Regions from separate parts of the Homo sapiens genome. Here region 1 is linked to region 2. Evidence: chromatin loops called from intact Hi-C (ENCODE). Cell type or tissue: endothelial cell of umbilical vein. All regions are shown on one strand. Each heading gives the region's core, and the rest is flanking DNA. Links, peaks and the distances in the headings are about the cores only. Region 1 overlaps UBE2R2 (ubiquitin conjugating enzyme E2 R2). Region 2 has its middle 18 kb from the start of NUDT2.

Region 1 (2,812 bases), core at 48-2,547, 480 kb after region 2:
CTCAAAAAAATAAAAATAAGGCTGGGCACAGTGGCTCATGCCTGTAATCTCAGCACTTTGGAAGGCCAAGGCGGGTGGATCACGAGGTCAGGACTTCAAGACCAGACTGACCAATATAGTGAAACCTAGTCTCTACTAAAAATACAAAAATTAGCTGGGTGTGGTAGCACATTCCTGTAATCCCAGCTACTCAGGAGACTGAGGCAGGAGAATCGCTTGAACCCAGGAGGCGGATGTTTCGGTGAGCCGAGATCGCGCCATTGCACTCCAGCCTGGGCAACAAGAGCGAAACTCCATCTCAAAAAAATAAAAAAACAAAAACAAAACAAAAAATAATTTAAAAATAAAAAATATCTAGGCAAAGATGTACCCTAAAATGCATAAGCAAAAAGTCATTAAAAAACATTATGTCCCGGCCAGGCACGGTGGCTCACACCTGTAATCCCAGCACTTTGGGAGGCTGAGGTGGGCAGATCACCTGAGGTCAGGAGTTCCAGACGAGCCTGGCCAACATGGTGAAAACCCCGTCTCTACTAAATATACAAAATTAGCCGGGTGTGGTGGTGGGCACCTGTAATTCCAGCTACTAGGGAGGCTGAAACAGGAGAATCACTTGAACCCGGGAGGCCTCAGAGATTGCAGTGAGCTGAGACTGCACCATTACACTCCAGCCTGGGCAACAAGAGCGAAACTCTGTCTCAAAATAAATAAATAAATAAATAAATAAATAAATAAATAAAACATTGTATATGTAACTATGTAAAACCAAGTATAAACTGACTTGGAGCAAAATTTAGGTAACCCCCAATGTGCAGTATTAAATAAGTTTTGTTATCCTACTAATTATTTTCAGATGGAATTTCAGCAATGACAAAAAAAATTACATGTTTTTGTTTGTTTTGAGACAGGGTCTCTTGCCCTGGCGGGAGTACAGTGGCACAATCTGGGCTCACTGCAGCCTCGACCTCCCGGGCTCAAGCAATCCTCCTACCTCAGCCTCCCAAGCAGCTAGGACTAGAGGCCTGCACCACCACACCCAACTAGTTTTTTTCATTTTTAGTAGAGACAGGATTCTGCCATATTGCCCAGGCTGGTCTTGAGCTCCCAAGCTCAAGCAATCCACCCACCCCAGTCTCCCAAAGTGCTGAGATTATAGGCGTGAGCCACCATGCCTGGCCAAAAAACAATTACATATGAATAATGAAATATATCCCAATTATTCCTGCTACCTATTTATTAACATACTATTAAGTAGGTGAAAAAGTTTCCTAGTCCTAAATACAATTGTACTTGGTAATAGCTCAGCTGATGGCAAATGTAGTGGTTACTGTTGTATTTGGATTTGTGCCTGGATTTAGTGTGAAATGAGGATATTCCCACTGCTGAGTTTTTCTGCTACGTCATCAGATCACATCTGCCATAGGATATGTTTCCAACATAACATCAGCAAAAGCAATCAAGACATATTTTTTGGGGGGAGGGTAGAGCAGGTTTTCATTTTTCCAAAAATTGCACCAAGGTAAAGCAAAGCTCTAGCTGAGGCGGGAGTGTTGTGTAGGCATTAGCAGTGCTGCCCTTGTTATGCAATCCTTGGACAGCAGCGCAACCCCAAGAAAAGGGTGGTTAAAACATGCTTTCTTATTAACTTGCTCAAAGTGTCAAAAGTCTGCCAACTACAAATCTTTAAAATGTTCAATAATAGTATGTGGGAAAAAAAAGTGTGTGTACACACACACATCCCCCCTAGTAAGGCTATATAATGTGCTGCAGGTTTTAAGGTCAAACTGACAGAAAGGCTGGGATCCTGGCTAAGCCCCACCCTTAAGTTTGTCCTAAGTGAAAACAGCTGACCCTATTTTTCAGCCCAAATGTTGCCTTTTTGGCCTGCCCCGCCCCTATCCTGTGCCCATAAAAAGACTTCAGCTGGCAGAGCAACACAAGCGGCTGAGTGTCAAGGATACAAGCAGCTGAGCATAGGAAAAATTCGGCTATCTTCAGACAGTGCGGCTTCGGAGAGGGGCCTGCCAGAGACAGCCCAGCTTCAGGGAAAGATCACCTTCCCATCCCCTTTCCAGCCTCCCTTTCCGCTGAGAGCCACCCACTGCTCAATAAAGTCTTCTGCATTCATCACCTTTCAAACAGTTCGTGTGAGCTGATTCTTCCTGGACACCGAACAAGAACAGGGTGCTGAGAGGACAGGGGCCACCATCCTGACTGACCCTCCACTGAGGTGGCTGGCACTTGGCAGGCCCTGTCTTGCTCTGTTACCCAGGCTGGAGTATCGTGGCACGATCTCAGCTCACTGTAGCCTCTACCTCCCAGGTTCAAGCAATTCTCCTGCCTCAGCCTCCCAAGTAGCTGGGAGTACAGGCGCATACCACCATGCCCAGCTAATTTTGGATTCAGGAGGCTGAGGAAGGAGAATGGCGTGTACCCAGGAAGCAGAGCTTGCAGTGAGCAAAAGACTTGAACAGGCATTTCACAAAAGAGGATATCTAAATGCCAGTAAATAAATTCAGTTAATATGGTGTTCAACATCATTAGTCATCAAGGAAATGCAAATTAAAAGCAAAATACCTAAAATGAAAAAGACTAGCAAAGATGCAAAACTACCATAACTCTCATATAGCGCTTATAGGAATGCAGAACAGGTACAACCAGCTTAGAAAACTGGCAATCTTACTACACCTGTACATATATGTAGCCTAAGGTTCAAAAAGTCCACTCCTTAATAAATATTTTCACCAAAATACAAAAACTGAAATGTTCATAAATAGGAATATACATACAGACAAAATCTGAAACTACCCAA
Region 2 (2,812 bases), core at 11-2,510:
AGGCGGGCAGATCACATCACGAGGTCAGGTGATCGAGGCCATCCTGGTTAACATGGTGAAACCCTGTCTCTACTAAAAATACAAAAAAAAATTAGCTGGGTGTGGTGGTGTGTACCTGTAGACCCAGCTACTCAGGAGGCTGAGGCAGAAGAATCACTTGAACCCGGGAGGCAGAGGCTGCAGTGAGTTGAGGTTGCGCCACTCCGCTCCAGCCTAGGTGACAGAGCAAGACTCCGTCTCAAAAAAAAAAAAAAAATTAATTAATTTTGAGATAAGGGTCTCACTCTAGCACCCAGGCTGGAGTGCAGTGGCACAATCTTGGTTCACTGCAGCCTCACCCTCCTGGGCTTAAGCAATTCTCCCCTCCTCAGTCTCCTGAGTAGCTGGGTCTACAGGTACACACCACCATGCCTGGCTAATTTTTTGTTGTTGTTGTTAGAGATGGAGTCTCACTACATTGCCCAGGCTGGTCTCTAACTCCTGGGCTCAAGTGATCCTCCTGCCTCTGCCTCCCAAAGTGCTGGGATTACAGGTGTGAGCCAATGCCACATGCCCAACCTTGGTCATCTTTCTTCTGATCCCTGTAAAAAGAAGCAACAGGCTACACTCTGGAGCCAACCCCATGATGGAGCAAGATGCTCTTCTAGCTCCCCATTCCCTAAGCTTATTCCCCAGGGAAACTCCTGTGGAGTGTAAAGACGACCACATCAGCAATCTCTTTGCTTGCCCTGCTCACTTAATCCACTGAAACTCTACATAAAGAACCTGGGCCATGGGAGGCGGAGCTTGCAGTGAGCTGAGATTGCACTACTGCACTCCAGCCTGGGGAACAGAGAGAGACTCTGTCCTCCCACCAAAAAAAAGAACCTGGGCCAGCACTTTGGGAGGCCAAGACGGGCGGGTCACCTGAGGTCAGGGGTTCAAAACCAGCCTGGCCAACATGGTGAAACCCCGCCTCTACTAAAAAATACACAAATTAGCTGGGCACGGTGGTGAGTGCCTGTAATCCCAGCTACTCGGTGGGGGCTGAGGCAGGAGAATTGATTGAACCCGGGAGGTGGAGATTGCAGTGAGCTGAGACCGCGCCATTGCACTCCAGCTTGGGCAACAGAGTGAAACTCCATCTCTCGGGAAAAAAAAAAAAAAAAAACCAACAACGAAAGAACTTGGGAAAGACTGGACTCTAGAACTCTGGGACTCTGACAGCCAAAGAGCTGGTAAACTGGCTGAGGTCCCAGGGGAGAGCTCTCCCTCAGAGGGGCTGGGGCAGGGCTCTCCTCCAATTTTAGATTAGTTCTGACCAGCCCCATTCTCTGGAGGAAAACTTCAACATGGAAGCATCTCCTGAACTGGTACAACTCTGCTGAGGTCTCCCTGAGGCCTGGCCTAACCCAAAGTGCAGCATCGGCAGAGTGCTGCTCTGCCAGTTGAGAGGGGTGTGGTGGGGCACGGGAGCTGGATTTTGTAACGCTCTGGGGTCTGAGTTCAGGTTGCCCAAGCCCCACTGGCCAAAAGCAAAGTGGTGATGTTGTCAAAGCCTACTCACCTGCCACATCCTAATCTCAGCTCCTCTCTCTCCCACCCTCATCCACCTCCCATAACATGCTTTAGTCCCACCCTACTGTCAGTTATTCCTGCAAAGAATACAACTTACAGCCGGGCGCGGTGGCTCACACCTGCAATCCCAGCACTTTGGGAGGCCGAGGTGGGTGGATCACGAGGTCAGGAGATTGAGACCATCCTGGCTAACACGGTGAAACCCCATCTCTACTAAAAATACAAAAAAAAAAAAAAATTAGCTGGGCATGGTGGCGGGTGCCTGTAGTCCCAGCTACTCAGGAGGCTGAGGCAGGAGAATGGCGTGAACCTGGGAGGTGGAGATTGCAGTGAGCCGAGATCGTGCCACTGCATTCCAGCCTGGGCGACAGAGTGAGACTCCTTCTCAAAAAAAAAAAAAAAAAAAAAAAAAAAATACAACTTATGAGGGACCTCTTCACCAAAGTACCTACATTTTAATGGAACACTCTGTAAGGCCCAGAGGAATGACTCCAAAGCTATATATACATACATACATATATATATATATATATATATATATATATATATATATATATATATATATATATATATATTCTAAAGCAGTCTTCCCTCTGGCACCCCCTCTTCAAAGCACCCCATCTATAGATACTGCCAGGGCCATCTATCTTGTTAAGTCTCAATTTCCCCAGCAATAAAAATGAGCAGCCAAATCAGGTCATTTTCCAGGTCCCTTCCAACTTTGATGTATGAGGTCTTAGACTTGAGATTCCACAGCCTCCCATTCTGAGAGTGCGGAGCTGGCCAGCCCTTGTTAGGAGGCAGCTCGTCTGTGGTTTGGCACTACTGCCCAGCAGGCATTTATTAAATCAGTGTGATATGGTCCCTGCTGGCCTGGAAAAAGAACATTAAGCTCCAAAAACTTCATGCAGCAGGCCTCCTTCAGAGAATGCTGCTCAGAGGGTGAGGAACAAAACCATTCAGGCCCCTGGCTGTGCTCCAAGATCCTGTTCACTAGTACTTTTGCCCTGTCTGCATGGAGAACTGGGGACTAAAAACATCTGGAAGTCTGCTTAAGACCTGGGCGAGTTGTCTTTTCTTCCTTTGGGGGTGGCTGTTCTTGACCCTGGTAATCCAGGCTGACCTCTGCCAATGCCCCTTCACTTCCAATCTTCTGCACTTCATTGGGCAACAACTTTCTAATAAAATCCACATGAATCCAGCTGCTAACAGCTCCTGGAAGGGCTGTGGGATCTAACACCTGCTCCTGCATTCC

The links. Peaks named below come from ENCODE experiments on the same cell type or tissue, not always from the same donor. Only the 100,000 strongest peaks of a DNase experiment are listed, where the experiment ranks them.
Region 1: a loop joins it to region 2, with 12 times the contacts of the local background. A loop is called at or near these places in 1 of 110 quality-filtered maps.

The regions. Positions count from the first base shown.
Region 1 is chr9:33,867,352-33,870,163 of GRCh38, reverse strand. All of the region lies in intron 1 of UBE2R2 (ubiquitin conjugating enzyme E2 R2), which reads right to left. It also overlaps the pseudogene RNU4ATAC11P. Among named protein-coding and RNA genes, the nearest start is that of UBE2R2-AS1, 50 kb to the right of the region's middle. In endothelial cell of umbilical vein, for the core only: no CTCF peak of the experiment used is centred there; a DNase peak (open chromatin) is centred at 1,373.
Region 2 is chr9:34,345,680-34,348,491 of GRCh38, reverse strand. No RefSeq gene overlaps it. Among named protein-coding and RNA genes, the nearest start is that of NUDT2, 18 kb to the right of the region's middle. In endothelial cell of umbilical vein, for the core only: no CTCF peak of the experiment used is centred there; no DNase peak of the experiment used is centred there.